2 separate regions of the Homo sapiens genome follow, and region 2 is linked to region 1. A link is an interaction called in ENCODE POLR2A ChIA-PET data of the cell type or tissue named here. Cell type or tissue: MCF 10A. All regions are shown on one strand. Region 1 overlaps LOC105372263 (a long non-coding RNA gene). Region 2 overlaps TRAPPC5 (trafficking protein particle complex subunit 5).

Region 1 (5,000 bases):
ACACCTGTAATCCCAGCTACTCAAGAGGCTGAGGCAGCAGAATCACTTGAACCCGGGAGGCAGAGGTTGCAACGAGCCGAGGTCTTACCACTGCACTCCAGCCTGGGCAACAGAGTGAAACTCCATCTCAAAAAAAAAAAAAAAAAAAAGACCGTGTTTCCCAATTTTAAAAGTCACATTCACAGATACCAGAGGTTAGGCATTCAGCATGTCTTTTTGGGAGCTATAAATCAACCCACTAAACCACGGACATCTTTATTTGTTCTTCATTTTACCTAAAATGTTTCTCATATTTTAGTGTTATGTAAGATATTTCTGTAGGATCCCAGAAATTACCACTTCTCAAATTAAGAAAGCTTTATTCTGTTCTCTCTTTATTAAGCATTTAGTTTTTGTGCCTGTCTTCATTTTTAAATGAATAATGGGTATTGAATAGATATATCTCATAAATGTAATGTAGAGAGGACAAAAACAAGTTACGGAAGGATATAGACCATGTGGTAACACTCCTGTAAAGTTTTCAGATGTGCAAAACAAACCAGCATAGGTCAGGCATGGCAGCTCATGCCTGTAATCCCAACACTTTGGGAGGCTGAGGTGGGTGGATCACCTGAGGTCAGGAGTTCAAGATCAGCCTGACCAATATGGTGAAACCCCGTCTCTACTAAAAATACAAAAATTAGCCAGGTGTGGGGGAGTGTGCCTGTGGTCCCAGCTATTCAGGAGGCTGAGACAGAAGAATTGCTTGAACCTGGGAGGCAGACGTTGCAATGAGCCGAGATCGTACCACTGCACTCCAGCCTGGGTAACAGAGTGAGACTTCTTCTCAAAAAAAAAAAAATCCAAAATATTGTCCTTGGGTACATGCATAATTATTTTAAATAGGATAAACACCAAGTTTGGGAGGGCAGTTACCTTGGGGAGGGGAATAGGAGCAGGGTGGGGTACAAGGGACCTCCACTCTATTTGTTATGATTTGTTACGTAATGATGCTTTACTTTTAAGGTGATCTGAAATACATGAAGATGTCAAAACTTGAAAAAGCCGAGTGAAAGGCATAGCGTTTATATTTGTTTCTACAAACCTCTTTGCATGCTTCGTAATAAAAAAGCAAAGCCAAAATTCAGAGCGACAACCAATGTGCCACATGCCCTTTGCAGTGGGCTGGCTTCCCTGGTTACAGCAACCCTCTCATCTCTGCAGAGAATGGAAACCAGAGTGGTCATGGCCTTGGAGCTGAATCTTGTGACTTTCACCTTCTTCCCACATTTGTCCAAACCTCTTGTCCCTGCTCTTCAGGTCCTTGTGTGATGTGACCCAGCTGACACCCTAGCCCCAGATGACTGCCCCTGAATTAGTCTCAGCTTCTCCAACCTGTTCCCTTATCCTCTATTCTTGCATGTGCTGATACCGTATTGAGAACGTTCTTTAATGTTATTTATCTCCTCTGGAATAATTCTGACTCCCTCCTCAAGCATCACCTCCTCCAGGAAGCCCTCTCGGATCCTCCAGGCTCAGCCAGTGTCTCCAGTGGTCCTCACAGTCTCCTGTACTTCCCAAGCTCATCATATTGTCTTCAAATTCCGTGGTTACATGTTCCCCACTCGCCTGAGAAACAGGCCTCCCTTCCTTGTCCTGGGCCAGGGATAGATGTGGAGGTCTGCTGCCTCCTTCTAGGACCTCTCTTCCGCTCTCAGTTACCCCGCAGCGAGGTCTGGGCACAGGACATTGATGGGCAGCCTTCTGGCTTCCTCACTAAGCTGGACAGCTCCGCCCTGGCTCGCCAAGGCAGCTTCAGCCACAGGTGTATCCAGCAGAGCCTCTATCTCCTCCATAAGGTCTGATGAAACACTGCCATCTAAATCCTTTCCCCAGAACACATTCCTATGGTTGCCCTGGACAGAGATTGTGCAATCCTTGCAGTTTTTCTGATTTCCTCCCTTTGAGCACCTGTCCCTAAAAGCCTCAGAATGAAGAGGGCGTGCCCTCCAAAAAGTTCCTGCCCTACGGTTAAGCCTGCTGCTAAGTCAGCTTTCAGCGCTCCGTTTCTGATGATGAAAGCAAGATGAGTCAGATGGTTTGGGAACAAGGGAACTTCTAGAAAGAAGAGTCTAGGAAGCTAAGTTTTGTTAACCCTTCAGCGTCTCCTAAGCACTGCTAACTTTTAATGTTTAACCCTTCCTCCTCCCTCTGTACCATAGACATCCATTCTGATGTGTTTGATACATGCCCTTACATTAGTTTTTTAAGGAAAATATGCTTACATTTGCCTTTCTTATTGCTATAAATTTATGGGGTACAGGTGTAATTTTGTTGCATGCATAGATTTCATAGTAGTGAAGTCATATCCTTAATATTTATACATACTTGGAGTGTGTGTGTATGTGTGTGTGTGTGTGTGTGTGTGTGTGTTATTGAATCAAATCATTTCTGCTTCTCCCAGCTCTAGGCTACTAAGAATCTGGACTGCTGCTGCCTGTACAACTAGTTGATTACGATTTGTTTCATGTGTGTACTCACTACACTTTACTTACTCTTTGCCTGCTCAGGGTCTTGTAGGTTACCCCCAACTCTGCTACTGTAAACAACACTGTGTTGAACATCCTTGTAAATGCCCTTGGAGAAACCTTCTCTAAAAAGTATCTCTTTTTAAAATATCAGAGGGTATATGCCACCTGTATTTCACTACATACTTCCAGACTGTTTTCCAAATTACTGAACTAATTTATACTTCCACCAGCAGTGAGCAACAGTTCCCACTTCCTCACATCTTCACCAACACTTAATACTATGCATCTTTTTAATGGTTGCATTTTAATTGGTATAAGGTTGTACCTCATTATTTTTTCTACAATTAAGTAGACATTAAACTTTCCTGAAATATGTGCTCAATCTTTGGCTTCTTCTATGAATTGCCTTTTCATTCCCCTGGCCCATTTTTCAATTGATTTTTGTGTGTGGGTGTTTCTTTGTTTGTTTTGTTTTGTTTTTTGTTTTGTTTCTTGGGACAGAGTCTTGCTCTGTCACCCAGGCTGGAGTGCAGTGGCACAATCTCAGCTCACTGCAACCAACCTCTGCCTCCCGGTTCAAGCAATTCTCCTGCCTCAGCCTCCAGGGTAGCTGAGATTACAGGCGCCCACCACGCCTGGCTAATTTGTATTTTTAGTAGAGACGAGGTTTCACCATGTTGGCCAGGCTGGTCTCGAACTCCTGACCTCAGGTGATCCACCTGCCTCAGCCTCCCAAAGTGCTGGGATTACACATGTGGGCCACTGCGCCTGGCTGGCCCTTTTATGTTAATTCTTCTGACCTCTGGAAACATTAGCTATCTTTATCCAAATCCTTTTTACAGTATTCTCTAATTGAATTTAAATTTTTTTCTCTGCAGATATGTCCTGTGCATTTTTTTTATTTTTATTTTACAGTCTTCCTCTATTACCCAGCTAGAGTGCAGTGGCACTATCATAGCTCACTACAGCCTGGAGCCTCGAACTCCTGGGCTCAAGTGATCCTCCCACCTCAGTCTTCAGAGTAGCTGGGACTACAGGCGCATGCCACTACATTTGACTAATTTTTGTATTTTTTGTAGAGAGGAGGGCCTCACCATGTTGCCCAGGCTGGTCTTGAACTCTTGGGCCCAAGCGATCTACCCGCCTCAGCCTCCCAAAAGGCCGGGATTACAGGCATGAGCCACCGCACCTGGCCTCTGGTGCATTCTTTATTGATTCTTAGATACACGATAATTTGAGTTGCTATTTTAGAGGCTTTATTTTTCATTAACTTTCTAGTTTGTTGTTTCTATTAATTTTAGTAATGTAATCACTCTGTGCAAATGCTCTTCGTAGTTGCAATCTTTACATTTATTCCTCTATGTAGGTGATAATATTTTTTTTTTTTTGAGGTGGAGTCTCGCTGTGTCCCCGAGGCTGGAGTGCAGTGGCGCGATCTTGGCTCACTGCAAGCTCCGCCTCCCGGGTTCACGCCATTCTCCTGCCTCAGCTTCCCGTGTAGCTGGGACTACAGTCGCCCGCCACCATGCCCGGCTAATATTTTGTATTTTTAGTAGAGACGGGGTTTCACCTTGTTAGCCAGGATGGTCTCGATCTCCTGACCTCGTGATCCGCCCACCTCAGCCTCCCAAAGTGCTGGGATTACAGGCGTCAGCCACCGCGCCCGGCTGGTTATAATATTTTAAAATACCTGGCACATGGCAGGTATTCAATGTTTGTTGAAAGAATGCATGAACATTGAGAGTTTTTGATGAACCTGAGATGGTTCTGGGTAGACATGCGTAACTTCATTGTTTCTCGGTGTTTCTTTGAGAGAAGCCCCGTCACTGTACTCTTTTCAGGGTTGGTAAAAGAAAACTGGGGCTTCTAGGCTGGCCGCCGTGGCTCACACCTGTAATCCCAGCACTTTGGGAGGTCAAGGAAGGCGGATCATCTGAGGTCACGAATTCGAGACCAGCCTGTCCAACACGGTGAAACCCCATCTCTACTAAAAATACAAAAATTAGCCAAGCGTGGTGGCACGCACCTGTAATCCCAGCTACTTGGGAGGCTGAGGCAGGAGAATCGCTTGAACTTGGGAGGCGGAGGTTGCAGTGAGCCGAGATTGCATCACTGCACTCCAGCCTGGACAACAAAGGGAGACTCTGTCTCAAAAGAAAAAAAGAAAAAGAAAGTTGAGGCTTCCTGAAGCTACACACTGCACAGCCCCATCCGCCACCCACCAAGTGGTAGAGTCCTGCAGCTCAGCAGACCACCTCCTCAACAAAACCTCTGTTTGCTCTCTTCTGGCACAGAGGGAGTGAATCAAGGTCAGGTTCAGACCCAGCCTCTGAGGAGGGACCTGAACTGGCCTGGGGAGCTACGCCTTGGGGGCTTTCTCAGGAGCCAGCAGGGGTTACAATTTGGTCGGGTCCAGTGTGTCCCTCTCAGGCGGAAACCCAGCCCCAGGCCCATAAGAGAGGGGTCCAAGCTCCAAAGAGAAGCCTCCAG
Region 2 (5,000 bases), 100 kb before region 1:
GGCACTGGAGCACACAACAGTGGCATGGGTCGAGGGTGTCCCAGGGCCCCTCGCGGTTCTCCCTCCTTTCCTCCCGGCCTGCTCCCCTTCCCATTGCCCCTGACACCTGCACTTCCTGGTCTCCCCGCAGGGTGGCGGCGGCATGGAGGCGCGCTTCACGCGCGGGAAGTCGGCGCTGCTGGAGCGCGCGCTGGCGCGGCCGCGCACCGAGGTGAGCCTGAGCGCCTTCGCACTGCTGTTCTCCGAGCTGGTACAGCACTGCCAGAGCCGCGTCTTCTCCGTGGCCGAGCTGCAGTCGCGCCTGGCCGCGCTGGGCCGCCAGGTGGGCGCGCGCGTGCTGGATGCGCTGGTGGCGCGCGAAAAGGGTGCCCGGCGTGAGACCAAGGTGCTAGGCGCGTTGCTCTTCGTCAAGGGCGCCGTGTGGAAGGCGCTCTTCGGCAAGGAGGCGGACAAGCTGGAGCAGGCCAACGATGACGCGCGCACCTTCTACATCATCGAGCGCGAGCCGCTCATCAACACCTACATCTCCGTGCCCAAGGAGAACAGCACGCTCAACTGCGCCAGCTTCACGGCGGGCATCGTGGAGGCGGTGCTCACACACAGCGGCTTCCCTGCCAAGGTCACGGCGCACTGGCACAAGGGCACCACGCTCATGATCAAGTTCGAGGAGGCAGTCATCGCTCGAGACCGGGCCCTGGAGGGCCGCTGACCCTGCCGGAGATAAAGGATACAGAGAGCCCCTCCCCACGTGTGTCTTGTGTCTTGTGTGGCGGCCTTAGATCCACTCAGTACCTTGAGCCACAGCCCTGCCCCAGGCTGGGGAGGGAGGCCAGGTCCGAATGTGTTTACAGTAGAGTGGGGGCGGGTCTGGCCATAGGGTTGGGGGGTTGAGTGAGACCAGGAGTGGTGGGGAGAAATAAACCCGGCAAAAGGAGTTGGTGGGAAATGCTGGCAGGTTCTGGAATCACGGTTGGAGGCTGTCTGCAGGCTGGAGGGGGCATGGGGTCCTGGGAGACGCATCAGGCTGAGACAGACGCCTTTAGACTGGGGGTGGGCAAACTGCGCAAAGTGCCAGATGGGCAATATTTTATGCCATGTGGTCTTTATTATTATTTTTTTTATTTGTTGAGATAGAGTCTTGCTCTGTCGCCCAGGCTGGAGTGCAGTGGCACCATCTCACCTCACTGCAAACCTCCACCTTGGGTTCACGTGATTCTCCTGCCTCAGCTTCCCAAGTAGCTGGGATTACAGGTGCCTCCCACCACACCCGGCTAATTTTTGTATTTTTAGTAGAGATGGGGTTTCACCATGTTGGTCAGGCTGGTCTCGAACTCCTCATCTCAGGTGATCCGCCCACTTCAGCCTCCCAAAGTGCTGGGATTACAGGCGTGAGCCACTGCTGTGCCGCCATGTGCTCTTGCCCCATTACTCCGCTGATGTACTGAATGCAACCACAGACAACATGTAAAGGAGTGGGTGTCACCGTGTGCCTAGAAAACAGGCAGAGGGAGATTGTTTGCCTTCTTCCCTCATTTATTATATTTTTCAGAGACAGGGTTTTGTTCTGTCGCCCAGGCTGGAGTGCAGTGGCAGCATCTCGGCTTCGGCTCACTGCAAGCTCCGCCTCCCGGGTTCATGTCATTCTCCTGCCCCAGCCTCCCGAGTAGCTGGAACTACAGGTGCCCACCACCACACCTGGCTAATTTTTCGTATTTTTAGTAGAGACGGGGTTTCACCATGTTAGCCAGGATGGTCTCGATCTCCTCACCTCGTGATCTGCCCACCTCGGCTTCCCAAAGTGCTGGGATTACAGGCGTGAGCCATGGCGCCCAGCCATGCCCAGCTAATTTTTAAAAAATTTTTGTAGAGATGGGGGCTCTTATTAGGTTGCCCAGGCTGGTCTCAAACTCTTGGCCTCAAGCAATCCTTCCACCTTGGCCTCCGTAAGTGCTGGGGTTACAGGCGTGAGCCAAATCAAAGTGTGTTCTGTAGATCAGCAGTAGCAGCATCAACTGGGAGTTGGTCCATAATGCAGTCTCAGGCCCACCCCAGAGCTGCTGAATCTGAGGGTGCATTTTAGCGAGGCCCCCAGGGGATTCCTGGGGACCTTAGATTGAGATGCAGGCTTTAGGGTATCAGAATCACCAGGAGGGGCCACGTGCGGTGGCTCACGCCTGTAATCCCAGCACTTTGGGAGGCTGAGGCAGGTGGATCACCTGAAGTCAGGAGTTCGAGACCAGCCTGGCTAACATGGCAAAACCCCGTCTCTACTAAAAATAGAAAACATTAGCCGGGTGTGGTGGCACATGCCTGTAATCCCAGCTACTTGGGAGGCTGAGGCAGGAGAATCGCTCCAACCCGGGAGGTGGAGGTTGCAGTGAGCCGAGATTGCACCATTGCACTCCAGCCTGGGCAACAAGAGCGAAACTCCATCTAAAAAACAAAAAGGTCAGGCGCGGTGGCTCACGCCTATAATCCCAGCACTTTGGGAGGCCGAGGCAGGCGGATCACGAGGTCAGGAGTTCGAGCCAGCCTGGCCAATATGGTGAAACCCTGTCTCTACTAAAAATACAAAAATTAGCTGGGCATGGAGGTGCATTCCTGTAGTCCCAGCTACCTAATTTTTTGTATTTTTAGTAGAGATGAGGTTTCACTGTGTTGGCCAGTCTGGTCAATACTTTAAAGTTAATTTTAAAGTCCAGGATGATACAAACACATTTCCCTTGTTAAAAAAATTTTAAAATAAGTGGGGTGCAGTGGTGCACACCTGGAGTCCCAGCTATTCAGGAGGCCGAGGCAGAAGGATCGCTTGAGGCCAGGGGTTGGTGTCCAGCCTGGGCAACATAGTGAGACCTTGTCTAAAAGAATTTGAAATAAGGCCAGGCGTGGCGACTTATGTCTGTAATCCCAGCACTTTGAGAGGCCGAGGTGGGCAGATCACTTGAGGCCGGAAGTTTGAGACCAACCTGGTCAACATGGCAAAACCCATCTTTACTAAAAATACAAAAATTAGCTGGGCGTGGTGGCAGGCACCTGTAATCCCAGCTACTTGGGAGGCTAAGGCAGGAGGATCACTTAAACCTGGGAGGCGGAGGTTGAAGTGAGCCAAGATCACACCACTGGCACTCCAGCCTGAGCAACAGAGTGAGACCCTGTCTTAAAAAAGAAAAAAAAAGTAATGTATTACACCTCAGGCAATTTTCCTTTCCCTTTTTGTTCACCACACTTGGTTCCTGATAACTCCTCCTCTCCCCCAAGGAAAGTTCTTCCAGATTTTTTGGGGGAACCATGATCCAATCTTCCCTGCTTCCTTTCCACCGCCCCCCAGAATGTGAACAGACAGGTCTGTTCAGAAAAGGAACTGCAGGGACTGTCAGCTGGGCTCCCCTCACTGGTTATGAGAAGGGCCAAAGGGGTCGGTGTCACCTCTAGATTTGTTTAGGATGCTCTGTTGGACTGCCTGGTGGACCAGGGCTGAGGGCTTGGTCAGGGCAGTCTCAGCCATCCTAGCAAGAGGCATTGAGCAGGGTGGGCTTCAGCACACTGGGGAGAAGGTGGCGTCTCTAGGATGAATGAAACCATTGAGCAACCACCACACATAGCCCCAGGGCTGATCCTGGAATAGCTGTTGGCTGTTGGAGGTGGAGGGAGGCGCCGGGAGAGGGCTTGGGCAGGATGATAGCCTGAATCTGGAATGAGGGGGAGGCGTCTAGGGGGCCAGCAGATGCACAGGTCTTGGGGTTTGGGGTCTGGAGTTCTGGAGGGAGGTCTGGGCGTCTGCACAGACACAGAAACCACAGTCCTGGATGGGGGACGGAGGGAGGGGAACATGGTGTCTGAGAAGCTGGATTTCAGAGCAAAATGCAGGACGCTTTGGGCTAAGCAGCCCCAGGCAGGTCCTCTGAGACCCTGGCGAGAGGGGCTTCCAGGGCCGGCCAGGGCAGGGGCCATTCTTCTGTCCAGAGGCGGGGCTGTGAGGGATGTCAGAGAAATCGGGAGGGAGGAAGAGGGGCTGCGGGAATTTGTAAGCTGGGAGTGCAGGGCCCAGGGTCTGTTCCCACGCCCCATCCCCACCGGCCACCGAGGGTGAGTTAGGGGGCTTGAGGAGAAGGGAAAACGTTTGAACAAGCTGTAGGGTTATGAGGCTGGGCCCGGGGTTGGGGCAAGGGAGGATGAAGAGAAAGAAGAGCCTGTGGTTCGGCAGCTTCTGATCACAGCAGCTCTAACTTACGGTGCTCTGGGCTGCAAGGAAGGTCTTCCCCTGGACCCTCCAGGTGGGTGGGTGAGAGGAAGAGGAGGAGGAGGAGCCAGGCACCAGCCCTTGGTGAGCTGGGCAAGCAGCATCAGCTCATTTCACAGGCAGGTTCCAAAAGAAGTCATGTGCCCATGGTCACACAGATTAATTATTATTATTATTATTATTTAGAGATGGAGTCTCACTCTGTCGCCCAGGCTGGAGTGCAGTGGTGCGATCTCAGATCTCAGCCTCCTGGGTTCAAGCAATTCTCCTGCTTCAGCCTCCTGAATAGTTGGGACTATAGGCATCCGCCACCACACCCAGCTAATTTTTGTATTTTTAGTGGAGACGGGGTTTCACCATGTTGGCCAGGCTGGTCTGGAACTCCTGACCTCAAGTGATCTGCCCGCCTTGGCCTCCCAAAGTGCTAGGATTACAGGCGTGAGCCACCGCACCTGGCTGGCTTTTTCTCTTTTCTTCTTCTTTTTTTTTGAGACAGGTTCTCACTGTCGCCCAGGCTGAGAGCAGGGGCACAATCCTCCCACCTCGGCCTCCCAAGCAGCTGGGACCAAGTTGCCCATCACTACACCTCTAGTTTTTGTATTTTTTGTAGAGATGGGGCCTCACTATGTTGCCCAGGCTGGCCTCAAACTCCTGAACTCAAGCAGTCCTCCCACCTCAGCCTCCCAAAGCGCTGGGATGACAGGCATGAGCCACTGTGCGCAGCTGGCTTTGGCCTTTTATCTGAGCTGGAGGAAACTTC

Evidence for each region. Peaks named below come from ENCODE experiments on the same cell type or tissue, not always from the same donor. Only the 100,000 strongest peaks of a DNase experiment are listed, where the experiment ranks them.
Region 2: POLR2A ChIA-PET joins it to region 1 with 5 read pairs; 14 of 35 experiments call an interaction of 5 or more read pairs at or near these places.

Annotation. Positions count from the first base shown.
Region 1 is chr19:7,782,293-7,787,292 of GRCh38, forward strand. LOC105372263 (a long non-coding RNA gene) reads left to right here. Exons shown (of 5, transcript XR_001753858.2): 5 at 1,204-2,892. Among named protein-coding and RNA genes, the nearest start is that of CLEC4M, 22 kb to the left of the region's middle. In MCF 10A, no CTCF peak of the experiment used is centred here; a DNase peak (open chromatin) is centred at 1,969.
Region 2 is chr19:7,682,112-7,687,111 of GRCh38, forward strand. TRAPPC5 (trafficking protein particle complex subunit 5) reads left to right here. Exons shown (of 2, transcript NM_001042462.2): 2 at 131-5,000. The coding sequence starts at 143. The coding sequence ends at 709. Among named protein-coding and RNA genes, the nearest start is that of TRAPPC5, 3.8 kb to the left of the region's middle. RefSeq lists silencers at 1-246, 2,798-2,980. In MCF 10A, no CTCF peak of the experiment used is centred here; no DNase peak of the experiment used is centred here.